Linked DNA regions of Homo sapiens: all the other regions are linked to region 1. Evidence: chromatin loops called from intact Hi-C (ENCODE). Cell type or tissue: PC-3. All regions are shown on one strand. Links, peaks and the distances in the headings refer to the core of each region. The heading gives the core; the rest is flanking DNA. Region 1 overlaps SDK1 (sidekick cell adhesion molecule 1). Region 2 overlaps SDK1 (sidekick cell adhesion molecule 1). Region 3 overlaps SDK1 (sidekick cell adhesion molecule 1).

Region 1 (10,302 bases), core at 2,991-6,990:
TTCATTTTGTGTTAAAATAAGCAATTACAAGAAAAATATGAAAGAGAAAAAACAATTTTTTTAAAAGCCTTACCATGTTCTCACACTGTAAACTGTCTCATCCCGTGGGCTTTCAGGACCACTCGGCACTTTTTTGTTTATTTGTGTGTTCTTTTTTACACATTCCCAGGCTGCTTTGCTCAATCCCCTTAGACACAATTTCAAACTTTCTCCCCTTAGTCCCTGGGTCAACTCACCAAAGGCAGTCCCAGAGTCCAAGTGTCCCTCTGCAGCCACGAGTGGTCTTCTGACTCTACCTGAGGGCCCACCCCTCCCTCCATAGTCACCTCCAGGAGTCAGCCCTCCAGTGTGTGAAGTTCACTGCCTTCTCCTCTAGATGCCTTAGAGAAGGATCTCCTCCAAGATGCCCATTCTATTCCATGCTCATTCAAACTTCTCCCAGCTGGATACACAATCCCTACTTCCTTCCTAGCTCTTCATTCCTCTGGCTTGTCCTACTAAGATTACTAATATGCTCCTAATTTCCAAATCCAAATAGCTACGAAAACCCAATGCTCTATATAACATTGCTACTTCTCTTGTGTGGAATTTAAATAGAACCACTTTTGGGCATATTGTTAAAGTGACAATGCCATGAGCTCACTCTAAGGAGTATTAATTACTCATTTATATCTTTAATTCCAAAGTATCCACATCTAATAGTCCATATATACTTGTTGACTGCTAAGAAAACTAATTCCAAAAAATTCAAAGGAACAAGCCCTAATCTCATCATTTGTTCCTATTTCTAAAGTTGTAACAGCTAGTATTAATATTAGCTTTATATTTATTATTTCTGAAGTCATAATAGCCCATAATAACCAAAAGCTATTCTTTACAGATCTTGCATGTCCTTACTAAAGCTTATTTACTAAATCCTTACTAAAAGTACTGCTCTAAGTATCTCACGTTATATTATTCCCTCTAATAACTACAAAAACCATATTAACCAGGTACACTTAGTAGTATTAAGTAGGTACAATTACCCCATTTGCTAGATAAGAAAACTGAGGCATACAAGGAAGTGACTGGTGTAGGGGAGCTGGATTAAAAATCAAGGTAGTCTAACTTCAGAGACCTCATTTTTAGTTATCATTCTGCTTTTTTCCCCGAAGTGAAAAATAAGTGAGTACACTTTGCAATTAATAACGTTTGGATCATTTTCTTGGAATAAAAGAACTTCTTGAGGCATGAATTTAGAAAGTGTTAAGACTGAGAAAAATGGACAACTACTTTACTTATTTAATATTAACTAATGCAAATGAGATACTGTGGAGATAAGAATAATGTCCTCTATAAATTAATATTCAAATTTTGCACAAAAAATTCAAGATGTCAATCCTCAAACATGAAGTTTCTACTCATCACCAAAAATTTTGGTCAACCGGCCAGAAATGTCATCTCTTGGGAAAACGCCATTTGTAAAATAAATGATACACTTATTAAAAGCATGTTCTTGTGAAGCAAGTGATCAATTCTTTGTATTACAATGTTATTGCTCCTAGGTTCTGTATCTCATGGAGGATGGTGACATCAGAAGGGAATAAATACTCTAAAACATGATCTAAGGAGGTAGTCTGAATCCTGCTGGACTCAATATTCCCTTGCTTTTTAACAGCTAATATTTAATAATGCCTCCTTTAATCCCCTGAAATAGAATCCAGATAAAACAGCCAGCCTTTTACATAGAATTTTTAAAAAAAATCAATATAATGCCCTAACAGTGATGTAAAGGAGAAACCAAAGAAGGCAATTCATAATGACTTTGCATTTCAATATGTAAATTCTGATGGCTGACTACACTGAAAGCATAATGAAGTTGTTAGATACTTCCACCTTCGTATAATGAGTATGTCTGGATGTAGAAATAGTAGAAGATTAAAAGCTATTCCATGTGAAAATACAGGAGAACAAAAGAGCACAGATACAGGTGGACACTACAACGAGAACTAGCGTTAAAAGGAAAGAAAACAAACCATTCACCACAGCGCAGGTGAATCTTACAAGCATAACGTTGAGCCAAGGAAGTCAGACATAAAAGAACAAACTCTGTTTCCTTGCATGTGAGATTCTTAGATGGAGAATAACAGTCACCTTTAGGGGCAAGGTGGTAAGGATGCAAATACTGTATTTCCCTATCTGGATGGTATTTTCATGGGCATATATTTTAAAATTCATTGGTGGTATATTCATACAATGGAATACTGTTTATTGATAATAAGGAACAAACTACTAATATATGGATGCATCTCAGAAACATTATCCTGAGTAAAATAAGCACTAGATTTTTTTTTAAAGCCACACACTATATAATTCACTTATATTGTTCTAGTACAAGCTAAACCAGTGATTCTCAAATTTTTTGCTCTCAGTATCCTTATACAGTTTAAAAACTATAATTATTAAAAGAAAACCAAAAAGTTTTGTTTTATGTTGTTATATATGTACACTTACCATATTACATTTTATACTGAGATACTTGAGATTCATAATTCATTAAAAATGACAATAAACCTTACATATTAGACTATATAACATGTTTTATGAAAAATAATACTTTCCAAAACAAAGTAAAAGTATGGCACTTTTTATTTTTAAAAATGCCTTTAATGTTTAGCTTAATAAAAGACAGCTGGATTTTCCTATCTGTTTCTGAATTCAATTTACATATTAAAATACATATTCATTATGAATTACTTTTATGTCTCCTTTATATCAAAGCTAGAATATTATATTGATTTTTTTTAAATTGTATGTTTAGGATGATTATTTTTTTTTAGATTTTTTTATTTTTTGAGACAGAGTCTCACTCTGTCGCCCAGGCTAGAGTGCGGTGGCGCAATCCCTGCTCGCTGCAACCTCTGCTTCTCGGATTCCAGCAATTCTCTTGCCTCAGCCTCCCAATTAGCTGGGATTACAAGGGCCACCATGCCCAGCTAATTTTTGTATTATTAGTAGAGGCGGGATTTCACCATGTTGGTCAGGCTGGTCTCGAACTCCTGAGCTCAGGTGATCCACCCGCCTCGGCCTCCCAAAGTGTTGGGATTACAGGCATGAGTCACTGTGCCCGGCCTAGGATGGTTATTTTAATCTATGAATTGCATCGCAGGAGAATAATAGGGCCATGATTAAATATTTGTTGTAAAAAAGGGGGGTATTTTGTCCAGTAGGATGGAGAATACCGCCTTAGATCAAGTTTTAAAGCATTCATTCTTTCCTCAGCTCATCAATCTCCCTTAAATACAGAACCTAGGAGCAAAAATATTACAATGCAAGAAATTACTGTAGCATCTGAAAATCCCCATTCACAACAGAATGAGATAGAAAAGGGAAAATGCCAAAGTAGAATTATAAAAATACGAGTATTATAACAATACTACTCATAGCTTTGACCCCCAGGGTCCCCTGAAGGGTTTCCAGACCATCCACAAATCCCCATACCAAGGCTGTATTTTCTATGGCAAAAATTTTCAAAATTGTGGTTTCCTTTTGGGTTAGGGTTAGGTTTGACTGGGAAGGGGCATGAGAGAACTGTCTGAGGTAACAGTGGCAGTGATATTTCATACCTTAATGGACTTATAGGACACGGATGCATACATTCGTAAAATCATGTGAGGAGCATTTATATGTTAGTTTGTTGCTTATTATCAGTAAATACTATTCTAATGTATGAATATGTCATGAATGAATTTTAAACTATACACTCATGAAAACACCACCTAGATAGAGATATAAAATATTTGCATTCTTACCACCACCCCTAAAAAGGTAACTGTTATTCTGGCATCTATGAATCTCATGTGAAAGGAATAATAAAAATATGTGTTTTATGTTCAATATTTTATGTTTAATATTTATCCATTTTATTGTGTGCAAATTTTAGCTTAACAAGTAAACACATGAAACTCTAATGATATGCATGGTGAAGTGTTTAGGGGCAACGTGTACTGATGCCTGCAGCTTTGAAATGTATCAAATAAGATGGACTGGTGGAAGAATGGAGGGACATGAAGATGTATAGATGCGATGAAGTAAATATAGCAAAATGTTCGTTGCAGAATCTAGGTGGTGAGTATATGGATGTTCACTTTACAATTCTTTTGGCTTTTCTGTACGTATGAAAATGTTTATAATAAAATGTTGAAAAAAATGATCGAGTTGTATGCTTAAGACTTCTGTATTTTGCTACATGTAAGTTATGCCTTGATTTTAAAAACTGAAATATTAAACAATCAAAAGTACTAAGATTAGAAAAAATAAGACTATGCTTATTTGTAAATGACAAGACAAAAAAATTTATTAAAGACAGTTTATCCAAGACAAATTACTCATTATTAAAGAAAAAGAAATTTATGGCTTTCTCAGGAATAAGGAGGCTTATTTTTAAGTGAAGTGTCAAAATAATGTCCTATGTTGACACAGGATAGGGTACTGAAAAAGGATCCCAGAAAATTACTCTCCTATCTTGAATTCCTATCACGTGCCAAGCAAAAGATCCAGTCTCTGATGCTTAAGAGGGAAAGAACCAGGAGGCTAGAACACAGTTATGTTGTAGACTTGTGCACACATCAGCATAAGACTAAAAACCTGTAGGCAACCTCAAAAATCAATCATTTAAATGTGTGATTTTATAACATATTCATACTGTCATACTACGGAAACAAAAACTACATAAATGACAGTGATTTTTTAAAAACTATTAGTAAAAGTCAGTGGTCTCTTCACACTTCATGGTCTTCATCTAATTAAAACATATTTGGTTTTAAGTCTATTACAGTGAATGTTACATCCCCTCTGTTAAATATTTGCATGCCACAGCTACAAATGAAGACTGATTCACAGGTGTTGCACTGGCCGCTCAAACACCACAAGGGCATTGCTGAAATGGAGAATGGCTATCGCTAAAAGTACCCAACCAACCAAAGCACAATTTTCCCTCAATTTACTCAGTAATTGCATTTGCAGCAAGTATCGGTGAAAGTTAAAAATACCACAAAAATACCATGCATGTTTAAGAAAAATGAAGTACTAGTTTTTTGTTGTTGTTTTTTGCTTTTACCTACGTAAACATCTAGAGGGTCGTGCAGGAGATCTATGAGGGCGCAGAGCCGCCCTTCATCCTGCAGGACTATCCAAGCGCTGCAGCAGGTGCAGTCTGTTTTCTGTCCTCTCCACAAATGCCATCATCAGGACCACCAAAAATGCCCACAGAACACCCAGTACGTCCCATAGGAGACCCAGAATGTCCCATAGGAGGTACTGCTTCCTCAACTAGAAACCACGGATCTAAGCTGAAAGGATTGTTGTAGGAGTATTTAGATTTCAATAGCAGAAATATAATCCCCCAAACCGCTGTTATGTGCTCATTCCTGAATCATTCAGTGTAAACATTTATTTAACCTCTATAAATAATTTGTAGCTAACTGTGGTTAAAGATATGCTCAGATACACAGTCATCTGCTGATAGTTTGTGCCTACAGTTCACTACAAAGAAAGCATTTCACTAGCAGCTAAAGGCTTGTCATATGGAAACAATATTTGCTTATTCTTGCCTAAGGCTGGATTTAACACACTGAGCCTGATGTGAAAGATCATTTTGCTATTCAAACTGCAAGTCGCAAGCAAATACAAAGGCTTCATACTTGCTTTTACATATTATTCTTATGATTTTTGTTGTCAGTTTGTATTTAACCTCAGCGTTCCTGTCCTGCATGATTTCATAACTATAATCTGCTACTTAGTCACTGCAGTACTTGCATATTTTCTCTAATCAAACTTGTATCAAAACTCCTGAGTCATTCCTGTGTTCTCTGCGCTCCAGCATCCTAGATGTTTTCTGCCTTTGCTTCTTCCTATTTCTTTTTTTCCCTACCTTCATCCTTGTACAATGATTAGGCCTATTATTATTATTTTTTTTTTTTTTGAGATGGAGTCTCACTCTGTCGCCCAGGCTGGAGTGCAGTGGCATGATCTCGGCTCACTGCAAGCTCCGCCTCCCGGGTTCAGGCCATTCTCCTGCCTCAGCCTTCCGAGTAACTGGGACTACAGGTGCCCACCACCACGCCTGGCTAAGTTTTTGTATTTTTAGTAGAGATGGGGTTTCACCGTGTTAAGGCAAGAAAAGATGAAATGGCATGTGAATTCACTTGTTGACATGAGTTGCCACCTAATAACTAAATAGATCATCAGCAAGAGCAAAAAAAAAAAAAAAAAAAAGGAGGGGGGGCTTGATAAAAAAAAAACTACTGGATTTTTCAATGAAATTAGAAAAAAATCAGTCAACTTAAAAAGCTCTATGCAACTTGGCAATCCACACGCTCACCTGGAAAAAGTGCTACTCATTCTGTTACAGATTCACAAAATATTTACAAATCTTTACATAAAAATTACACACATACTTATCTGACCCACTCCTACGTATCTAACTCAAGTGAATTGAAAATGTAAGTTCCCAAAAAATTACATGTAGGCAAATGCTCATAGCAGCTTAATTCATAACCATCCCAACAACCAAAACATTCTTCAACAGATGAAGAGTTCAACAAATTGTGATACATTCCAGACAATGAAATACTTCACTACTCAGCGTTAAAAGGAATGAACTGTTGATTCACACAACAGCATAAATAGATCTTAAATGCTTTCTGCTAAGTTAAACACCCAGATGGCTACGTGCCGTATGATCCTAATGATATTGCCTACTGAGAAAGGCAAAAACGGAAAAGTCAGAAACAGATCAGTGGTTGCCAGGAGCCGGTTATCATCCCAAAAGACACAATCCCAAACACCACATCCAAATGCAGAAATCCCAAAAGATCAAAATCCCTGAAGTCTAAAAGTCCCCCAAATCACAATCCTGAAAGATCAAAATTATTCCAAAACTATTATTCTGAGGAAAATGTTTTAATTCCTTAAAAGACATTTATTTACATGTACAAAAAGAGATTTATTTGGCAAACATAAAAACGTGACCGAACACTTCATAGGTCACTTTGTGCAATAAAATGAACAATAATAACATACATTTTTTGCAAGGATAAACATTCAGGTATACTAATGACAGTCACACAAGAATAAGAGCTATGAGCAAACTGTATTCAGAAAGAAACAGGTAACAGGTCAACAAGGGGAATGTATGCATGCACATTGCTGTGGTTGGTAATTGTGTGCACCCAGCTTTGTAACTGTGGTCATCTGAAATACCATGACGGACAACCTGAGTCTTCTGTTGAAATTGATCAAAAACTGCACTGGATCATCACTGTATATGCAGCCACCCAAATGGCCGAGACCTCGAGAAATTTTATCTTTCACAAATGCAGATATGCAAAAAAGACATCTCTTTATTTATGGAGGAATTTTCCATGTTTTTACAAACATGCACAATGCGTAAACAGTCAACGTTATGATAATGCTCTTTTGTGCAGTCAAATTTGAAAAAAAAATACATAAAACAAATCAGAGCCCTCTCAAGGTCTCTACAAAATTTATACCCCCAGTATTGGAAATGATGGGAAAAGGAAATATATAGCACAGCAAATTGTAAAACAAAAGAATGCGGACAACTTAAAATAATGGGGAAAAGCCTGGGCACAGTGGCTCACACCTGTAATCCCAGCACTTTGGGAGGCCCAGGTGGGTGGATCACCTGAGGTCAGGAGTTCGAGACCAGCCTGGCCAACATGGTGAAACCCCGTCTCTGCTAAAAATACAAAAAATTAGCCAGGCATGGTGGCATGCCCCTGTAGTCCCAGCTACTCAGGAGGCTGAGGCAGAAGAATCGCCTGAACCCGGGAGGTGGAGGTTGCAATGAGCTAAGGCTGCACTCCAGCCTGGGCGACAAGAGCAAAATTCCGCCTCCAAATAATAATAATAATAATAATAATAATAATGAAAAAAATTTAAAAAGAAAAAACAGAGAAAACTAAAAAGAAAATTCAACATATGATAAAAGCGTATTTCAAGGACAGATTATGGGTAACTGCAGGGAGACAGTCCACAGTCGCTGGCTTTCACCATCATTAACTAATACTTTAAAGTCATGCATCAGGATGCACAGCTACTTTTTTTCTTATAGGACATGGCTCTCCTCAGAAAATACATACACATTTATTTTCTATATAGCACTGCTCTTTTAAAAATGTTTCTATGATTCAATAGCCACCAACATGAGCATTCCCTATTAAACATTCCCACTTTCTATTTAGAGATTGATCTTTTGGGATTTAGACTTCAGAAAGTACAGCATTTTACAGCATTTCTTTCAGAATTATGATCCAAACCCCTTGGGAAACAGTGATTTGACTGATTATTGCAGGATAAAGGAAAAATGAGCCATAGGTAAAGCCTGTATTTTGGTTGGTAAATTTGTTTCTCGCAGGATACACGTCAGCAATCCTAAGGGTAGTTTACACAAATGCTACCATTGAACACCTAAATAAACTGTGGATAATGCGAGTCAGGTTTCTCCCTGTCAGAGAAATAAATTACAAGTAACCAAGGGAGGAAAACAGAATGAACCCCATGGTACTGGATTAGACTCAGAAATACTTGTAGAAACTCACGGTTATTTTTAAATAGATACAGATGGATACAGACAGGAACAGAGACTTGTGTGTATACATGGGTTGGAATACATATACCTGTTTCCTAGCTGGGTCCACTGAGAGGCCTAGAGGATGTGACAGCACAGGGGCTACAAGCACACTCCATGCTTCAGTCTTGGTTTCTAATCCTATTTCCCCATAAAAGGCACCAGGGTTCTTAAAGAAATGGCTGACTCTGGGCGGGTGCAGGTGACACACAGAACAAGGCTGGAGGATCTCACAGTGCAGAGTAAGTGCCAAGAAAAGAAAAAGATAAGAGCACGTCAAACAAACACAGTGGCCAACTGGAGAAAGCTCTCAAGGCCACAGTAGGAGCCATTTGACCTACAAATTAAATCTATTAGGTTGGTACAAAAATAATTACAGTTTCGCATTAGTGTTAATGACAAAAACTACCATTATTTTTGCACCAACCTAAATAGAAGATTATAACCCAGAGAATAACATAAATATTCATATATCCAAAATGATATAAATAAATGATTGAATATATAAATGGGAGATGGGACAGATTTCCTTTACAGAAAAATTCCAAAAAACAAATGTAGGAAGAATGAGGGAAATGAGAAAAATCACCGTTAGAACATTACGATAGAAATGCTGTAAGCAAGAGCCACTGCCGAATGCTAAAATGGGTGGCTGAAAGTTTAGGAAAAACAGATATTTGCATTGCCTCAAAGTATATCCCTCAGAATATTTATTAAGTACAGTGGCGGTTTTAACATATGCCCACGAATTCTTTGATACTCTTCCCTGCAGAGTGGAACTTAACTGCCCTCTGCTTGACTGTGGGCTGGACTTGACAACTTGCTTCTAAGGAACTGTGGTATAATGAGAAAGATACGTTTGGTCTTTGTGCCCAGTTCCTGGCACAGAGCTACTAAAACGTATGGAATTTCATGAGTGATAAGGGTTATAGGAGTCTTTTGTTCTAACAAGGCAACTCTTGGCAGGCCCCTAGATAGCTTCAGGATGGGTGCTGGTCACCAGAAAGACCAAGCCTTGATTAGAAACTTGGAACTTTCAGCCCCACTCCCCAGTCTCCTGGGAGGGGAGGGGGCCTGAAGGTTGAGTTCAATCACCTAGGACCAACGATTTAATCAGTCATGCTTCTATAATGAACCTTCCATGAAAACCCTCCAGCAATGGGGTTGGAAGAGCCTCCGGGGTGTTGGACACACAGAGGTACTGGGAGGACGGGGCACCTTGCGCCTGGAGAGAGCTTGGGAGTACTGCACCCTCCCCCACACCTGCCCTATGCATCTCCTCAATTTCGCTATTCCTGAGTTGTATCCTTTATAATAAATTGGTCATAGAAAGTAAAGTGACTTCCTGGTCAGGCCTGGTGACTCACACCTGTAGTCCCAGCACTTTGGGAGGCCAAAGTGGGAGGACTGCTTGAGGCCAGGAGTTTGAGACCAGCCTAGGCAACACAGTGAGACCCCATCTCTATTAAAAATAATTTTAAATAAAATTAACCAGGCATGGTAGCACCTTAGGTCCCAGCTACTCAGGAGGCTGACAAGGGAGGATCGCTTGAGACCAGGAGTTGAGTGACAGAGAGAGACCTTGTCTCAAAAAAAGGAAGTAAGTAAAGTGACTTCCTGAGTAGTTCTGTGAGCTGTTCTAGTGAGTTACTGAGCCCAAGGAGGGGGTT
Region 2 (10,302 bases), core at 2,572-6,571, 73 kb before region 1:
CTTTTTTTAATTAGTTCATATATTCATGGATGGATATTACTTCTAGGTAAATTGAAAAAGTGTTCAGCATCAATTTTATTTCTATTTTTTTGTTTTTATAAATGTATGCATGGAGAAAACTTATTTTCATAAATAAACAGATGGGAAGGAAGGAGTTTTAACAGTTTTAACAATTTCACCCAATTCCTCGACAGCATTCTGTTATGCCCATCGTCACTCAGTGATTTATCATCAAACATTATTTTTAATGATCTATTGGCTGACAACTTGATTGGGTTCACCTTCAATTCTCTTGAAAACCAAGAATTCTAAGCTCTCTGGCTCGCAAGGGGATTTCTTACCCACTTATTAAAGCCATCCACTTTCTCAATACCGACCCTAATGTTTGAAATTCTCCTCTGTCTGGAAAGCAAAGGGTTCTACAGGCCAGAGCAATGCAACAAGGAAGAGGAGGGTTTGCTGGGAGGAATGCCTTTCCCTTGCAAGGAGGGAGAAAAGCAAGCGTGAAAGGACAGCTGAGAGGGAAGACCCCAGGCGTGTTCTCAGGCGGATCCATCCCAGGAAAGAGTACACATGGAAATGGAGGATGTGGATTCCCTGAGAACCATCCACTGCTGAATATCCCCTGGAGTCACTGAGGCCTGACGTGAAGATCCCTGCTCTAGATGAACACCATCTATTTGTAGGGAGCAGACAGGACGTGCCTCTGCCCAAACGAATGCCTTCAGGGCCCGAGCAGATAGGTAACATCAATAACTTGATGGGGCAGTCAGAGACACTCTCCTCCTTCATTGTCTAACTTATATTTCCCTGTTTTTGATAGAGACTTGGTTATATTAAAGGATTTCTCTACTATAAGAAAGACAAGAGTGCAAACATTTTGATCGACACCCACTGCATGGTCTCCTAGTGAGGGACACAGCTTGGAACTGCTGAGACCTGAGCAGGATGAGGTGATGCCCCAGTTGAGAGCAGCATCCCATCAGCTCCCTCAGATCGCTGTGTTCAGGGACGGGGGCTGGCAACACCGGACCATCAGTGTTTATGTGGAACCCTGAACTTCCAGAGGCTGGTCATAGACAGTTCTGTTTGCACCCTCTGCCAAGCAGGGCTTTGTTTCTATCTACAGTAGCAGGTGAGCTGCAAGTCTGTGAACAGAGAGGCACCTGCTGACTCCAGCCTTGTGCTCCCCTTTGCCAGGATGACCTCTTCCCAATGCCTCAGCTGACTGCCTCTTACTCAACCTTTAGGTCTCAGTTAAACATCGTCTCTCAGGGGAAACCTTCCAATTCCCACTGATGTGTCTGGGTGCCCCATGCTGGGTTTTCCAGAGCAAACTGTGCTTCTCTCAACCGTGGCTCAGGTACTTTCGCTTTAGTCACCCATCTAGATGACCATCTCACCCTTGACTTCCCTAACTTCCGTGCCTGGCACCGGGCATAACTGATGAATTAATCCGGATTGCTGTGTACAGCCATGCAGGCTATGTACCAACCATCTCTTCGGGGTCTCATTAATACAGACTACTATAGACCATGAATGCATGCAATGCAACAGCCTGGCAAATGACTAAGCGGCTATACTTGCTAAGGGAGTGTCTCCCAGCACACAGGGCTCCCCAACCATGGATCTTCAGTATACAAAATACAGGGAGGTATCCTGCTCATATGTGCAAGGGCTCTCAAGGGGACCTGGGAGTCCAAGTCTTCCTGGTCAGGACAAGCTCTTACCACTGTTAGATCACTCCAGGAGCGAATAAAGCTCAATGATGGGTCATGTGGCCAGTTTGACTAGGAATCCCTTTTGTATGCAAAATGCTATGCATTTTTATAAAACTGTCCTGCTCAATACAGTAGCATCCAGCCACATGAGGTTACCAAAATAAAAAAGTTTAAATTAAATTATAAATTCACTTCCTCAGTCACAACAGTAACATTTCAAGTATTCAATAGCTCCATGTAAAAATAGAGAACATTTCCATCATCACAGCAACTCCTATTGGATCATGGGTCATACCTCAAATGCTTCCAGAGCCAGCTAATGTAGAAGCAACAGGCCAAGATTCAGAAACATTTCTCTCCAAATGGGAAGTTTTCTAACACAAACACCCAACTTACCTCAAGAACGAAGAGGCAACCTCTCATCCAAAAACATCTGCCCCTAGAGTTGCTTTCAAAATGCAATATCTTAAGATTCCACAGTGAGTATTTTCCCAAAACAAAGAATAGAGCCCTCCACAGGAAAACTCAAGTCTCTTCCTTAGGAGAATGCACAGACTGTTTAAACTGGGGAAAGGGGTCCTAGCATGGCCACATATTTTAAGAGAAGCTGGAAAATGTTCTCCCAGCTGTTAAATATTGGCTCATGTATTTTTAAGGTATTGTGTGGGCTAAATAAAACACAAGGAGCAAATCCAGGCCACAAATGTCTAGTCGGGTCTTCTGATCTAGAGAAATACTGTACTTTAGGAAAGAAAATGCAATAGGAATAAGAAATGTGTAAGTCGTTATGGACTGAGCTGTAAAAAAATTACTATGTTAAAGCCCTAACCTGTATTGTGACTGTATTTGAAGACAGGGCCCTTAAGGAAGTGACTCAGGTTAAATGAGATCATGCGGTGTCTCTAACACAAGAGGACAGGGGTCCTTATAAGAAGCGGAAGAGACACCAGAGCTCTCTAAAGCTCGCCTCCCTTCCTGCACCCCCAATGCCCAGAGAGGCCACGTGAGGATCAGTGGAAAGGTGGCTCTCTAAGAGCCAGGAAGGGAGGCCCCAACGAGACACCAACCTGGCTGGCAAAGCTGGTTTCATCTTGGACTTCCAGTTTTCAGAACTGAGAAAATGAACATCTGTTGTTTAAGTCACCCAGTCTCCTAAGGAAGAGACTTGAGTTTTCCTGTGGAGGGTCTATTCTTTGTTTTGGGAAAATACTCATTGTGGAATTTTAAGGTATTGCATATTGAAAGCAATGTGAGGGGCAGATGTTTTTGGATGAGAGGTTGCCTCTTTGTTCTTAAGTTGGGTGTTTGTGTTAGAAAACTTCCCATTTGGAGAGAAATGTTTCTGAATCTTAGCCTGTTGCTTCTACATGTTCCCTTAGAACATCCCAAACCATATTGAAAGTGCTTGTTTGTCTTTTGTTTCCACCAACCAAAGCTCTGATAGTAGAAACCAGTCTGCCTCAATCATGATATCCTCAATGCCTATGATGCTTAGTGAACACTCAGTAAATACATCTTGAGTCAATGAATTAATGAATGGGTATCTTGTACAGCAACTCAAACTGACTAATGCCGTACTTTTTACTCACTCGTACATTGAAGTTATGTATATGTGTATAAGTTATATATGTGACTTATACATAAGTTATAAGGATATCAGTTTTCACAATTGCATATTGAATGGCTTGGAGATGCAGAACTAATATTTATAGCTCATTTGTAAAGCAACTCATTTTAACACTACAGTTTGACATGTTGAGCTTGCAAAACATGAACACGAGTGTTATTCCACGTGGCTCATTCAGTTTGCCCACAAAGGGCCCTGCTCATGAGACTAATGAGGCCTGTGGCTTGAAAGCTGTAATTTGACTGATTTGTTCTATTTATAACACAGTCCATCTCTGAGAAATCTCCCATATTTTCTCTATATAAGCCTATACCAATACTCATATAAATAAGAGCTATTGTGAAGTCTTTCCAAGGAAGCACTTCTTCAGCCTACAATCTTGTGTGTCTTGACCTTACTGTGTCTTTATCAATCCTGTCTTTAAAACAGGCAAAGGTTTGAAAATGTAAGTGGCAGAAACTCAGGATGTGTGGGAAAATTACTATTCCCTGACTTAGAACATCCCAATCCATATTGAAATTGCTTGTTTGTCTTTTGATTCCACCAACAAAAGCTCTGAGAGTAGAAACCAGTCTGCTTCAATCATGATATCCTCAATGCCTATAATGCTTAGTGAACACTCAGTAAATACATCTTGAGTCAATGAATTAATGAATGCATTTCTGAATGCACAGATGGACAGAGAGATGAATATTCTTCCAGAAGCAGGGACTTATGCTAAGAGTTCAGGATAGGATAGGTAAGAGCTGAAAACATAGAAGGGGGGTGAGAGGACTTCCTAGGGAACTTAGGAGAAAAAATAGCTTTGGGATAGAAAGTATACGGAGGCAGGTTAATTTAATTTCCAAGTGAAAGTGTCCAGCAACGTAGTAAAGCCCATCTCACGGCACACTGTCCCTGATATTAGGTTCAACAGGGCAAGGTTTAGCCACTGTATCCAGAAGCAGCATGATTAATTTGATGAGTAAGACTGAGACAAAGAGGGACGCCCGCAACCAGCAGGTCAAATGCAGTCATAAAACAGAAGAAACATGAGTCGATAATTGAGGAAATGCATGTGGACACGCCTTCTATCTTCGGGCACCTTACTAAGTCAGACAAAGAAGCTCAAACATCAGAAGATATCAGAATTTTAGAGTCAGAGTGACCTTCAAGTCACTTGTCCTACTTTATACTTACCAAAGATTGAATGCCCAGGCTGCTATTCAGGCCTAGAGATAACATTTGATCAACTGTGATATGTGAAGTCTCAAGAGTCTTGAGTGCGATCTCCAAGGAGAAAAAGGAGAGGCAGAAAAACAAAGGAAAACATTGCACCAAAGGACTAAAGGCTGGAGAATCCTCACATCTTGGGACGAGGAGAGCCAAAAGGAGCAATAAACACCAAAAGAAAAGGAGCTACAGGAAGAACAAGCCGGTGAGCAGCATCCTCAGATGCCAGGGACGGAGAGGGGACCAGGAAAGGGAGGGTAAAAAGGCCTCACTTCACAGGCTTCCATGCACTCACTGGACAAGTATTTACTGAGCCCTTATTACTCGTCATGCACTCTTCCCGTGGCTTGCGGAAATAAGCAAAAATCCCTATCCTCGCGGAACTTACGTTCTAGTGGGTGATGAAAAACAATTATCAATAAGGATTCTCTTGGAATGGGGTTGTATTAAATGCAGAGTCTTCCTGGGGGGCACTGATATTTATAACAAGGGAGCAAATGAAAGGACGGTGGTTATGGCAGTTCCCGGTCATAGACAGTGCTGTTCTACCCCAACCCCCTTTTCCTAATCATCTCACTGCTGGTGCATCCCTCCATACGTGAAAGAAAAGATTTTCAGAGTTCTGCTAACAAAGCTGTTCCAGCATCGGAAGCAGAATTCATCGTTCCCTTGCCTGTGCTTCGGAAGCTTCTTCTACACAACTCCCTTTCGTGTGGCATTTAACACACTGTGTTCCTGTCATTTCCTGGTGCGCCAGCCTCTCCTGGCAAAAGTGAGCTCAGGGAAGGCAGGAACCACATGTCATATTCACCAAGTGTCCTCGGCATCAAGCGTAATGCCTGATAAGTATCAGACGCTCAGCGTTTTCTGAGCGGAATAGCAGAACTGTAGTCTGAGTGTTTAAAGGGCAGGGAGTTGGGGAGAATCATACACTTAGGGACAGAAGTGAGACAGAGACTCTAAAAGCCAAAGAAAATCATACTTCAACCCTTCCCTTGGTTCTTCTACATAGACATTGAAAATGGTGTAGGCTGATGCCAGTATGCCAGCTGTTTCCCTCTATAATAAGTTTACTCTTATATGCATCCCTCAGTATCCTTCCAGGTTGAGATGATATTCAAAATCTGTAGTAACATGGCAGGGTCACTAGCCAATCAAAATGGAGGCCAGTGGGGGCAACATGGCTTAATATCCATCCTTCAAGTGCAAACTGAAGAGGTGAATAGGATCCAGGTCATCTAATGCCAGGCTAGGGTTCAAGTAGAACTGCTTCCTAGATTTTCATCAAGAACATGCTGTCATGGTTTTTACAAACACTGTAAGTAAAATGAACAAAGAAACAAAAGACTCAGAATACTGCCTATTCGCTTCATACATTTTCAAATATGATGGTACCATTTTTGCATGTGGCATTTTCTCAGTTCAAGACAAGTGAAGTTTTCTTGAGTAGGCTAACGAAGTATGAAACTCCTTAAGCTTTCGGAAATGAACCAATCACCAAAGGGCAACCTATGCATATGGTTTCTATTCCTACATCATTCTGACTAATGAGGATATAAGTCTCTGATATATATAAATCTGATATAAATTCCATTTCTTTACATCCCAATGTTTTAAGGATTAGAAAGGAAGAAGTTTGAATTCTGGAGTACACTTGTGCTGAAAACTTTCCCAAATGAAAGCAAGCCTTTGTGAAATTCAACCCTGTCTGAATTAATAGAACCACAGAGTGACATCCTGTTGGAGAAAGAGAAGGGCATTTAATACCAGACATGGCCGTTAATGTCAGATGGGACACACCTCAACAAAATACATCATCAGTGAAACAGCAAACTACCGCACGGGGCCAGCCGGATGCTCGCCATTACTGACTTATGTCAGCTCTGACTCCTACTCTTTAAGTTCGACTTAGGAACTAAAATGGAAAAGCCTTCATTCTTTTAAGAGCTTCTCTAGAGTTCCGCACTTCCAGTTTTGACATTTGTATCTTCCTCCCTAGAAAAACCACAAAACCGTTATAGCCTTCACACTTCCCAGATGGTCATGCAGGCCTAATACTGAGGTGAGCTAGGGAATTCCCAGCTCACATTTTTATGATGCTCTAAAACTACATAAAATAATATCTTTGGTATCCGTCTCAAAAAGCTACACTTGCTAGTTATTCCTGGGCAAAATAACAGTTTACACTGACAAGCAGAGGTCACAGGCTTTCTTATACTTTCCTAAGACCCTCTCAGCCAAACATAGAGGTATACTAGATTGGAAGGAACTAATTTTGTGCTAAACAGGGTATTCTTCAAGATCATAAAAGGTAAAGGGGTGCAGGCAGAATAATTACCTGAAATAACAAAGAATCAGAGAGAGAGACTATTGCGAAGAACTCACTAATTAGAACACACAGAAAGAATCTACATCTCCAGATAAATTTCTGGTTCCTATTATTTCTGATATAAATTCCATTTCTTTACATCTCAGATACGAAGTGTTCTTGGAAAAGCAGGGAATATAGCACTCTGGATTTGCTAATGGTCTTCAGCATTGTTAAGTGGCCTTTCACTTTAACAGATACTTTACCTGATTTTCTGTGGGCTTGATTTAATATTCTCAAACACATTGTAAAGAACTACAATTTTAATTACCTGCTGTAATTGCCTTCTACAAGAGCCAAAAGAACATCGTTTACAATGAACAGTAATAAAACATTATGACTAAGTGGTAAAGGTGGAGTTGAACTGCTACCAAAAGGTGACCAATCGTTAGGCTGCATTCACTACAGCAGCAGCCAGATTAAGAAATTACAACATGATTTTAAAAATCAAAAACAGTTCTGCGATATAAATCATCTCAATAAGTAAAATGGTGAAAGTCTCTTTGGGGAAAAGACAAACCTGGGTTCAAAACTAACCCACGTAATCAACTGCATAAGATTAGTGAAAGTAACTTGTTGCTTTGATTTGTTACCTCATCTGCAAAAAGGGGATAATACTGACCTTATGGCCTCTTGTTTATTAAAAACGATGATTAAATGGTGGTTATTATGATTATTATATTATTATTTTAAGAGACAGGGTCTTGCTGTGTTGCCCAGGCTGGAGTACAGTGGTGTGATCTCAGCTCACTGCAGCCTTGACCTCCCTGGCTCAAGTGATCCTCCTACCTCACCCTTCTGAGCAGCTGGGGCCACAGGTATGCACTACCACACCTGGCACGTTTTTTTTGTTTTTGTTGTTAAAGACAGAGTCTCCCTGTGTTGCCCAGACTGGTCTTGAACTCCTGGGCTCGAGCAATGCTCCTGCCTCAGCCTCCCAAAGCACTGGGCATGAGTCAACATGCCCGGGTGATTAATTTTTTTTTTAATGAGATACGATATTTACATACAGGGCATACAGCAGACATCCAATGAACAGCTGTTGTTACTATTACTACAATAAGCCTTCATTATGCTTTGAACCAAATCACATCTTTCTGTCCTTAAAATTGGAAACTGAAGTTAAACCATAGGATATCAGGCCTACACTCAGCAAAAATACCATGTTATGATTGAAGAGGTTGGTACCACTCTAGGTGCTCCCTTTGAATCAGAAAATAATATATTTTCATTTTTCTGAAAGAGGAGATATGAAAAGACAATTTAGCCTAGCAACTCACACAATCTGGATTTTGAAAACCTTAAGAATTCTGAAGGAAGGGAAATTAAACAGGTGTTTCTTAATTAGCAGCTTCAGAATACTGAACTCATTCGTAAAAGGAAAAATCATACTGGGAAGGTACGAGTAGAACCATTTAGTCTAGAAAGTAACTAAAAGCTGAACCCCAGGAAATTCACCAGAATCATCGCTGTATTCAACTACTGAGTAAATACAGTTTTTCTAAGAAAAGTACATTTACAACTAGCAACTTGTTCTATGTGGTCTCATCTCGGCCAATAACCATCACTTTGCTTAGGATTTTTCCAGACAAGCTGTGTAATGGATGTATGTCAGAGATTGTAAAATGACTGCAGGAAAAATTCAATTTTCCATCCCCCTTGTTTGTGCCCTCCAAAAATTCCTTATCTTTCATATCAATTACAGAGACAAGGAGAGTAGACAAAGTACTTCAATGACTATACATCTAGAGTGATAAGAGCTAGAAAGAAAATGCATAAGTTATAATCTTGGGTCACTCTCAATATATTACATACTCTGAAATGTTATGTTTACATAATATGATTCCACAATGAAATTATCTTCAATTCCCTATAAACTGAAATCAGGCATTCGCTGCTGGCTAAGTCTAAGAAATTAGGTTCCAAAATCAAAGGTAAAAATTGTTAGGCCAGGTGCAGTGGCTCACTCTTGTAATCCCAGCACTTTGGGAGGCCGAGACAGGACGACTGTTTGAGCCCGAGTTCAAGACCAGCGTGGGCAACAATGGGCAGATCCTGTCTCCACAAAAATTTTTTAAAAATTAGCCAAGTGTGGTGGTGTACACCTGCAGTCCCAGCTAATCAGGAGGCTGGGGTGGGAGGATCGCTTGAGCCCAGGAGGTTGAGACTGTGGTGAGCCATGAATGTGCCACTGCACTCCAGCCTGGGTGACAGAGCAAGACCCTGTCTCCAAAAACAAAACAAAACAAAACAAAATTAGGGTTACTTTAAGTTCTAGCCCCCAAACTGCTAAAATTAAAGAACTCTTATGCTTAAATATCTGAATATAATAATTTAAATTGAGACATTTAACAAGGGGACAGAAGGGAAGGTAGATTGGAGGAATTACTAACAATGAGCTATGTGGAGGAGTTTGTAAAAAATCCGATTAGGCAAATCACTACTGAATAATTTGTATCTTTCAATAATCGCAGCATAATTGGGAGACGTAAATGAATACTCATCGTCCGTCTGCTGAACCCAACTGGTCAGTTCTGCTTGGTGAATTAATTCTCCAAGTGCTTGCCTTACTCCCTGGGTGAAGTTTACTCACTGTGCAAAATCTGCCACAACAGTTCGATGTCAATATCTGGGAATTAGGGAGTGTAATCACGCACATCAGTCATATAAATCCACTGGGACAGATCATGTCTTACTTTATGTCCTATGTGCTGTCTAATGCATTACTGATAACAAAACAACCACTTTGTTATCAGAAATTGTGACTTATTGTTCTGATGCTCCATTAGTAAGCACTGACTCCAGTGCATCTCCCACTGCACCCTTGAGCCAAACCTGTGTTTGCTGTCCGCCCAAACGTGCCTCACTGGGGTTGCAAAAGGGTGCCAGCCTCAAAGCTGCTGAGCCACAGCACACTGCTGTTCTCTGGAATGAATGTTGATCGGGAGTGGTTTTGATATCAGAACAGAAGACTTCCTTTTTTAAAACAAAACCAAGCTCCTCTGAGGTCTGCACACACAGAGCTCTTCGCAGAGAGCCTTCCTGCTGGATGGCCTCCTCCCAAGTTTTGCCTTCTCCTTGGGCTTCTCTCTTGGACACGTTTTGACCTCAAGAGCACACCCAGCCTCCATGGTATATGTTGTTCTGCTTTCATTGGAGAAACGAGGGTTTTGGGAGGGGGACAAATAAACTTTGGCTTGAATCCTCAAACTTCCCATTGACTATTCTTGTGATCTGGGTCAATAATTTAACCTCTTAGAGCCTCAGTGTCCTCAGCTTTGAAACAGAGTTGATTGTTAACTCACAGGGCTGTCGTGGAATCTAAGAAGGAAAATATACGTGACGATATCTGTCAGGTCTCAAGACATGTTAGG
Region 3 (10,302 bases), core at 3,947-7,946, 67 kb after region 1:
CCACATAAATTTTAGAATAATCTTTTATATTTTTGGGTTTTTTTGAGACAGGGTCTCGCTCTATCACCCAAGCTAGGGCACTGTAGCACGATCATAGCTCACTACAACCCCAAATCCTGGAATCAAGCAATCCACCTGCCCCACGGTCCCAAGTAGCTGGGACTACAGGCACGTGCTACCACTCCCAACTAGAACAATCTTTTCTGTACCTACACAAAGTCTTGCTACGATTTTGATATGAATTACATTAAACCTATACATCAATTTGGGAAAAATTCACTTTTTATAGACACATAGTCCACTTTTTATAGACATGGACATGTTGAACACGGCATGTTGGCCACAAATTTAGCACTTTGATTTCTGTCATCGGTATTTTGTAGTTTTCAACATCAAGTGCTGTATATGTTCTGTTGGATTTATACCTAAGTGTTTTTTAAAGCAATTTTAAACAGTATTGTATTCTCTGTCAATTTCCACGCTTACTGCTACTGTATAGAAATGTGATTGATTTTTGTATGTTGATCTTACTGAACTTATTCTGAGTTTTTTTTAAATAGATTCCTTGGAATTTTCTACGTAGATAGCCTCAGCCTCCTCCCTGCGCGGCAACTGGTTCCTCCCCAGCCCTATGGGGCTCACGCGCACGACACAGCCACAAGATGTCCGCTCTCCACATTTTTTTTCTTTACTCTACCAATCTCCTATCAGTGAAGAAAAACTAAGAGAATGGGTTCCTATAATACCCACCTTTAAGGAATAGCTGACGGAAGCACACCAAAAAAATAGAAATAAGGGGAAAAAAGGTGGGAGGTATTTGGGGTCATCTGGAAGGAAAGAAGAAAGAACAAAAAGTGCAAAAGTATAGATGAATCGACTTTTCTCTATTGTCTCTACATTTTCATTGGTGTATTTAAACCATTTACACTTACTATAATTATGGGCATTCTGGGGCTTAAGTTCACCATTTTTGTTTGTTTGTTGTGGGTGTTCTCTGTTTTCTTGTTTCCCTGATTTCTTTTTTGCTTTTCTGTTACTTGAACATTTTATTGAAATTCTATTTTGACATACCTATGGCATTTTTGTGTCTCTCTGGATAGCTTTTTAGTGGTTGCTTTAATTATTGCATTATATCCACAAGGCTTATGGTGTGTTAGTATCAACGTTTACCAGTTTAAGTATAAAAACCTTACCATTCTTTAAGTCCCTTATCCTACACCAAGTATGACTGTCATAAACATCTCCTCTATATCACTGTGAACTACATTTGACAATGTTATACTTTTTACATCAACCAACAAACATAATTTAGACAACTCAAAAGGAAAAGAAAAGTCTATTTATCTATATTTCTGCTTTTTCTGTTCTTTTTTCTTTCTTGATGTCCCAAGATAACTCTCATCTTAATAAAAATAAAAAATCGTTTATGGAGTGCTTCCTTTACCTGTTCTTTAAGGGTAGGTATTATAGAAACACATTCCTTTAGTTTTCCCTTCATTTGAGAATGTCTGAATTTCCCCTTCATTCCTGAAGGATAGTTTCACCAGCTTTAAAATTAGCAGTTGACAGTTCTTGTCTTTCAGTAAGTGAAAAATGTTTGCCACCTTCTTGTGGTCACTACAATTTCTGATGAGAGATCATCTGATGACATTCAAATTGTTTCCCCCTATATGTCAGGTACTGTTTTCTCTGGCTGCATTTAGAATTTTTTTTCTTTGTCCTTAGTTCTAGAAGTTTAACTACTATGTTTCTTGATGTGCATTTCTTTGATCTTGGGATTCTCTCGGCTTCTTGAAAGGTTATGTGTTTTAAAATGCCATATTCAGGAAATCTTTAACCATTATTTCTTTGAACAATTCTTCAACGAATTTGCCATATTTTAAAATGCCATATTCAGGAAATCTTTAACCATTATTTCTTTGAATAATTCTTCAACTCTACCCTCTTTCTCTTCTTCTTGGATACTGACTATACAAACATGAAATCTTTTATTGTAGTCCCAGAAATCTCTGAGGCTCTGAGGTTTGTTTGTTTAGTCTGTTTTCTCTGTTGTTCAGATCAAGTATTTTCTATTTTTTTTATCTTCAAGTTCACGGATTCTTTTCCCTGTCCTCTCCATTCTGCTGTTGAGTACATCATCAAGATTAATTGAATTTATTAAATTTTCTAGTTCTAAAATTTCCATTCAGTACTCTATTATCTCTTCTATTTCTTTGCTGAGACTTTCGATTGCTTTGATGAAATGGCCTCTTTTTTCTTTCTATTTCCAGCATGTTTGTAATTCCTCATTGATTGCATTTTTATGACTGGCTTTAAAATGCTGGTCGGACATCTCTAACATCTGTATCATCTTGTTGTGGGTGTTTCTTGTCTTTCCTCATTCAAGTTGAGATATTCTTGGTTCTTGTTATGATCAATGATTTTCACTAGAAACCTGGACATTAGGGGATATCATGTTATGAGATTGTGTATGTTACTTTAGCCTTCTATTTTATCAGGCCTCTTCTGACACTGCACTAGTAGGAATCCAAGAGAAGTGCCGCCCTTCATTTCTGCCAGGTGGCAGGTGGACATCCAGGAGCCCCACTTGGCCTCTCTTGACACCTGGGAGTGGGAAGTTGATTCCTTGTTCCTCCCAGGTTTGGGTGAAAGCTCCAGCGTCCCCTGGGCCTCTCTGCTGATGTCTCTCCTGGGTAGGAGGTTATTATAGACTGATCCTTTGTGTCCTCCCCAACTGATTCGTATTTTGAAGCCTTAAACTCTAATGAGATGGCATTTAGAGATAGGACATTTGGGAACTAATTAGGGTTAGATGAGGTTATGAGCACAGGGCACTTATGATGAAACTGGTTCCCTTATAAGAAGAGACACCAGAGAGTTTGTTCTCTCTCTCTACCTGCCATGTGAGGACACAGCGAGAAGGTGGTTGTTTACAAGCCAGGAAGAAAGCCCTCACCAAGAAATGAGCTGGCCAGCACCTTGACCTTGAACTTTTAGCCTCCAGAACTGTGAGGAAATAGACGTCCGCTGTCTAAGCCCCAGTATTTGTGGTGTTTTACTATAGCAGCCTGAGCTGAGATAGAGGTGCAGAGGGTTCTGTGACTGCTCCTTATACGCCTCCACTGACGCTCTGAGTGAGGAGGGCCCTTGTCACCACTGAGAAGATGGGAAAATCCTGATTCTCCACTAGGCCTCTTCTGATATCACCCCAGTGGGGAGGACAAGGGACACCCTGACAGCACCAGGTAAGGTGGAAGTTCAGGCGCCTCAGGTGCTCTCTCCAATACCGTGAGAGGGAACGCGTGACCACACCGAGGAGACACAAGCCTTGGCCCCACACCCATCCTTCTTTCTTACCATTCTGATGGGGGTCACGCTGAAAGTCTAAGCTCCCTGCTCAGCCTTTGCTTGGGGGTTTGTGAATATGGCCACAGTTTTCTTCGGTAGTATTTGGCTATAGCAGAGTGGTTATTGTCCAAAAGTTTTCTGTCATTCTAAGCTGCCTCCTTTGTGGTCCTTTGGGAGGAAGGGGAGGGTTTGGGGGTGCTTTTCTTGTCTGTGCCCACTGGCAACTGGACTGTTAGCTTCTCAACACCCAGTGCAAGCTAAATGAGAGAAACGGAAAGCTCAGAGATGCCAGCACTGTGCCATTCATCAGGTCTCAAGGTCCTCAGTCTGTCTGCCTTCTTCTCTCCACTGTTCAGTATCTTCCTATGCTTTTCATATAATGTTCACAGTTTTTAGCTGTACTCAGGACAAAAAGGGAAAAGTCCATCTAATTCCATCTTTCTGAAAGTGCGAGTTAAGAGGCCTCTTTTAACAGTCTTTCTCTTCCACAGATTGATGATCAGCAAAATAAGATTCAAGGATCATTACCACATAGAAATACTGGTGACAACAATAAAAGCAGCAAAACCTACTGTAGGAGTGAAGTGGGGAGAGGAAATGAGTAAGTTATAAACCACATCAGCTTTAGAAGTAAAACCAAGTACTTTTTGCACATCTTGCTTAAGGCAAAATTCAGATTTGGGGATGAAGATGGTCAAAGAATCATGTGGGGCAAGCAGTAAGAAGACAGTGAGACAAAAATGACTCAAAAAAAGGGGTATTAGAGTAAGTTCAAATCACATTGTCTTAGCAACAAACAGGAAACCTTTTTCAAGGCCTCGCACCAACTTCTAATGAAGCAGAGCTGAAGACAGATTCCCCATATTACTAGCTAAACGTCACTCAATTCCATTAGTTGAAGATGAGACCTAATTGCTGAGAAGAAGCAGAGGCAGAAGCTCCAAATCAGTGACTGACACCCTGAAGACACACTGTAAATTGCAGCGGGAAAGAAAGGGATGAGTAATTAGCACTACACAAATTTCAATATCTTGGCTTTTCTTATAATTAGCAGACAAGCAATTTAAAAACCACAGCCCTACACAGAATCATTATCATTGTTTTCCAAAAGTAAGATAAACAAACCTAGCATGGGATCATTGATGTTCACTTCATTCACTTCCCCTACTTTTACTGTAAGAATTAGTCAAATGGCGAGAGAAGGAAAATCTAGAAAATAAAACATGCCTTTCATATTCTGATTCTTATGTTTAAGAACCTGAGAGAGTATATCTCATTCAAGATCTTTAAAGCATTTCTAAAATACAAGTTCTATTTCGCACTACCATTCCATAAACAAGATGAATTTTTCCATAAACCGTATTACTTATGAGTTTTTTTTTTTAAAGGAACTTCTATGGTAAATATCAGAGGTCTCCTATCTACTGTTAGACACCCTACAGTATTATAAACAATCAAATGTTCTTAGAGTGAATTGCTTTGTTATAATTACATTTTAGTCCCTAAATTCAATACACTATTTAATATAAGAACTGACACAACTCAAAAATAATTAAATATATATTATTTCATCCTTTGATTACTTTTGTTAACATTGTTTCAGAAATCGGCACCAAAGGATTAGAAATTTAGACAATAATTACATAAGATACAATTATTGCTGCTTTTTGAGTAACCTTAAATGTAGGTAACAACACACACACACACACACACACACACACAAACACAGAGAAATGTAAGCTCTGTGAGAAAGAGAAAGTTGGACTACATATTACAGAGCACCATCACCAAATCCTGGGCTCAGATGAGGATTATATAGGAATTAGTGAGGGAGGAGTTTTCATGCCTATCAGTTAGTGATCCAATCAGTTACTGGTCAATCAAGCAATCAATCATTCCTTGCCACTGCTCTCCACATATGCAACGTGTCCCTTGGACGTCAGGGCACAGCAAACATATACGGTGCAATGTGTACAAGCAGAGATCACGTGATTGGGGGATCCAAGGAGTGGAGGATGACCAAGATCACACAGTGGAGCATGGATCTGAACAAGGACCACAGTGAGTGGTGGGAGCTTAGGGGAGTCTCACAGTGGAGAGAGTGGCAATAAGATTTAAGTTGGCAGGACATCATCTCTAGGAGGAAGTTAAAGACATGGGAGCAAGAGGAAATCAGCCAGGAGACAGTTTAGAGTGAGAAGAGGATCAAGTATTGCATAAGAACAAGGGACAAGTGGGAAAACCGGAACGCGGAGAAGAGGCTGAGAGGAACGAAGGAGGAAACAGGGAAGAACGGTGGGAGGAAAGCAAAAAAGAAGATGCCAGGAAGCCAATGAGCGTCAGCAACTCCAAATGCTGCAAAACCCGAAATAAGTGAAAAGTAAAATTGCTCATTAGCTTTGATTGTGTCATCACTGCAGAATGAAATAAGGTAATTTGGGTGATGACTTCCAGGTGATTACACTGCTGGTCTTCCTCTGCCCTCTACTGCACATACAGGCTACGTCTAGCGGTTGCCTTCTCTGTTTACTTCTGAAGATTTATGTCACCGGAATAATAAGTGCATGTTATAAGGAAAATGTACACATGATATAAATGTCTCAATTAACTGTGTTGAGTTGAAATGCTTAATGCACTAACAATGTAATTCTCCATGTTTTATAGTTCTGACTGCAAGGATATTCATATCAAAGTATGGTACCTCCAATATAATAAACTATTATGCACCCATTAAAAGGACATTTAACGAAGTTTTTGATAAATGAAAACACCTATGATATAATCTGAATTTTAAAATCTTTACAAAGCAGCTTATCAAGTAGGAACTCCATAACAAAAAACATATGTAAGAGAAAGAGAAGACATGAGAAAATGCTTATGGGTGCCTATAGAAAACAGGATTATGAGTGATTTTAATCTACTCATATTCTTCAGCACTTGTATACTACGATGAGCATCTATTTGGCATAATATTTAAAATCATGGAAAGGAATAATTAAATCCTATTATAATGACAGAATCCATTTCCTATCCTCCTGCAAGTGTTTAGGATGCAAATTCTTAGACGGAAATACTTATTTAATTTGCTGTGTGAGGCGCCTAGTGTAAGTAGACCATGCTGTCTTGTAAGAATTCTGTGATCAGGTACTGATAAATATTTTTAGCAATTAAGAAAGAGTGACTTATGTAGTAATACAGAAAAAATTCACATCATAACAACTGTTAGTCTCTAATATGTAGAGTCTCTAATATGTTTCCCAATGAAACACCTTTATACCTGCTTTCTGGGAAAGCATTTCTATCCTGGAAATATTTTCATGTTTGGTAGATCAATAAGAAGACACTTGAAGAAATTCTACAGAACAGAAATGCCTATTCTAGGAAATGTGCTTGTGTGTTTGTACGTGTGTTTGTTAGCTTCTCATTCCACAGAACAAATCATTTTCAGTAAGGCCTGCATGTCACTATTAAGAATCCTGTTCTAGTGCAATGGTTCACAAACTTACGATAGGAATTACCAGGGATGTTTGTAAAAACGTAGGTTCCTGGGCTCAAACTATGGAATCAGAAACTCGAGATGTGGCCCAGAGACGGATGTTTTTCAAATGTTCCCCAGAACATCAGACACACCAAGACAGTGGCATTGTTTTCCAGGGAATGTCTTAGAACATCCACTGGATCACCTACTGTCTCAATTTCATATGCTTTTCCCCCCCCACCAACATAAATACATTCTTTCCAGACCAATGTAAGTGCCAGAGGTAACCAGAGGTCCCCGACTGAGGTGTAATTTCTAATTTCACTACCTGGAATCCATCCTTCTCTGTACACGGCCAAGTCCACTACAACTTGGCTGCTATTCCCCGCTTGCCAAGCGTGGCCACCCTCTGATTCAATCTAACTGTGAGTGTCTATGAGAGGAGGGTGTTGAGCTAAATGAAACCTGCATGAAGTACTGTGAAAGCCAGGCCTTGCCTTCATGCACTGCCCAACCTAGGAGGGGAAGTGACCTCCCGGTGGCCATCTCTTAGATTCGCCTTTCTCACATCTCAAAGAGCTTTCACGAAGTCTTATGCAGTGGGCAGGGCACAACTTAGTATTCCTATACGAGTTTGGAGACTGAGGCAAAGAGCAATCTAAATTACTTTCCCATTGTCACAGTGCTTAGTCTTTTACAATTTGCCTTCCAATCGGGCACACTTTTGGGCAAGACAGGTATAATCATAAATCATAAAAGGTGAACTATGACAAATACTCCCAAGAAAGATACAAACAAAATGCCACAAAGGTCTGGAGGAAGAGTCAGTCACATGCAGGTGGGACGAGTGAGGGAGCAAGGCAGCATGCAGCTGAGTGTCAGAGCATGGACACAGTCCTGGGGCAGAGGTCAGGGTCAAGGCAGAGACAAATGTGCAGGAAGGAGAAAATGAGATGGCTGCGGGGACCAGGTGTTCACTGCAGCTTCAGTATACATAGCTAGGGGATAGCAGAGATTAGGCTGGTAAAAATTATAGGCCAGTGCCAGAATCTAGAGGCTATAACAATAGATTCCCAGATACTCCAGGGATGTGAAACTAGACCTCCTGTCACTATCTTGCACTTAGTTGATGATGATCTCCAAGAGAGAAAGATAACAATTATAGCCAGAAAAAAACAATAAAAAGAAACTATTCATAATAGCAACAAAAATATAAAATATCTAGCCACACAAAAAACATGGCATCTATGAAAAAAACATATCAAAGGTCACAGGAAGATACAAAGAAAAGCATGGATCAGCTGACGGACAGATAATACTTCTGGAGGAAATGGGGCAATGTTGTAAAGATGTCAGTTCTCCTCAAACCGATTTATACTTTTAATGTAATTCGAATCAAAATCCTTAACATGTTTTTTGAACTGTCCATTGTGATTTTGAAACTGGTCCAAAGAATGAGGAAGTAACACTATGAAACAATACAAACCAAATAACGAGAGGGATTTGGAATAATGAATATTACGACATTTTTATGCAAAAAGGGAAATTAGTAAAAGAAAAACAGGTTTACAAAAGAACAGAGATAATGAAGAAAAAAATTTGGTGTTTATATAACCACACAGTCTCAAAGTAGCATTATAAATGAGTATACAACATTTTATTTGTAAAAAAACAAAAATTATTAATATCGTTAAGAAATATGTCTACACTATTACATAAGATATTAAGTCATATTAATATATAATATGGCATCTAAAATTTTATTATATGTCTAAAATATGTTCATTTATTTTGTAAAAAAGGCTATCATCTCAACAGAAAACTGGCAAATATTACAGGTACACACGTGAAATACTACTGGATGATATATAAATGAAAATATTAAATTACCAAGATGCTACCTTTATCTATCATATTAATATATAATTAAAATAGAAATGTATTTGCCAGTGCAATACTCGATGGTGCCAAGGATACGTAAACTCGACACAAATACCACTTGAAGGCATGTATAAATCGATGCGATTCTAGAATACAGGGGAATGTTTCATATTGTATATTACATTGAATAGATCAAAGAGTATAAATATTCTATAATGTTTCATAAAATATATGAATCACCTCAAAAATATTTATACCCTTTGACCAAGTAATTCCAATTCTAGATTATCTAGTAGACTAAATAAAACATGTAGCCAAGAGTTTATATTTTTATCACATCAGTTTAAATAAGCACAAAAATTGAAGGACATAACTGAAATGTACCCAAATAAACAAATAATTTATGCTACATAACTAAAATACAAATTATTCAACAAGCTTAAAATATGTTATTGAAAAATATGTAATATAAGAAATCCTCTCTGTTTAATGATCATTTAAAGAGAATAGCAAAACTAACTATATAGTATGATCCCAAATTCTAAATACACATGGGCACAGGTGCACACACACAGACACACACATATACACACTAAAGAAAAGTGCAAGAAAAAGCATTTTAAATAGTAACAAGTTATTTTGGGCTGGTGGGATATCTTAGGTTACTTTTTCCTGATTTATTCCTATTTTTTTCTTAGTTGTCTATAAAGTTTTAGAATCAGAAAGAATTTTTTAAGAAAAAATGGAAACTTGAAATTATGTTGGGTCTCTGAACAGAAATCATAATTACAATAAAATTATTAATATAAGTATTTACTTAATGTCTGTCTTCCAACTCAATTATAAGCTAAATGAGAGTAGGAAGCATAACCGTCTTGCTCACAGCTATATTCTGAGTGCCTGGTACATTGTAGGAGTTTAATGAATACTCATGAATGAGTAAGCAAAAATAAAGGGGGACAGACTGAAAGACCCAGCGGGAGGGGAGTGGAAAAGCAAGGTCATAGTGAATCCTGCAGGATAAAAGGCTCAGATAAGCTATTACCTTCTTAAAGACACCCCCATTGCCTCACATTACCTGCCTTATAATACATTTTCAACCCACGCTGTCTGAATGAGTAAGTAGATAAGCCAAGTATTAACTCTTAATTAAGGCAAAAACAAATACTACAAGCCCCCTATTTTTTAAATCTCTGACTTCTACGCATTCACACCTGAAACTAGACCTTCCAGCAAGGGGTGTGTGTTTGTGTTGGTGCTGTGCAACCAAGGTCACAAGAGGAAAAATCAATAATATCAGTTCACAATGCATCATGGTAGATAATCATATTTTTCCTTTTAAAATATCATGCCGGCAGAAAACATTTATCTTCTACTTTGTATTTTGAATATGACTGCCTCCTTATACAGATCCCTGAAAAGGGGAGAGAGTATCCTACTTTTTGAGCCATTTATAACATGCTCCAAGTCCTGTAACGGAAGCAAAGTGCTACTTGGACTCCAGTTGTTTCTTCAATGCAACTCTTTTCTTTGTATTTCCACAGCTGAAGTGGAGGGAGGGGTCCACTGTGATCCAAAATTAAGCCTGTGATTTA

What was found. Peaks named below come from ENCODE experiments on the same cell type or tissue, not always from the same donor. Only the 100,000 strongest peaks of a DNase experiment are listed, where the experiment ranks them.
Region 2: it touches region 1 in a loop (3-fold over the local background); 1 of 110 quality-filtered maps calls a loop at or near these places.
Region 3: it touches region 1 in a loop (4-fold over the local background); 1 of 110 quality-filtered maps calls a loop at or near these places.

The regions. Positions count from the first base shown.
Region 1 is chr7:3,757,214-3,767,515 of GRCh38, reverse strand. The region is part of intron 4 of SDK1 (sidekick cell adhesion molecule 1); the gene reads right to left. Among named protein-coding and RNA genes, the nearest start is that of SDK1-AS1, 410 kb to the right of the region's middle. In PC-3, for the core only: a CTCF peak has its summit at 5,289; a DNase peak (open chromatin) is centred at 5,585; H3K4me3 peaks cover 937 bases; H3K27ac peaks cover 1,947 bases.
Region 2 is chr7:3,829,370-3,839,671 of GRCh38, reverse strand. The region is part of intron 5 of SDK1 (sidekick cell adhesion molecule 1); the gene reads right to left. Among named protein-coding and RNA genes, the nearest start is that of SDK1-AS1, 480 kb to the right of the region's middle. In PC-3, for the core only: no CTCF peak of the experiment used is centred there; a DNase peak (open chromatin) is centred at 4,351; H3K27ac peaks cover 378 bases.
Region 3 is chr7:3,691,341-3,701,642 of GRCh38, reverse strand. The region is part of intron 4 of SDK1 (sidekick cell adhesion molecule 1); the gene reads right to left. Among named protein-coding and RNA genes, the nearest start is that of SDK1-AS1, 340 kb to the right of the region's middle. In PC-3, for the core only: a CTCF peak has its summit at 5,829 (motif pointing left); no DNase peak of the experiment used is centred there.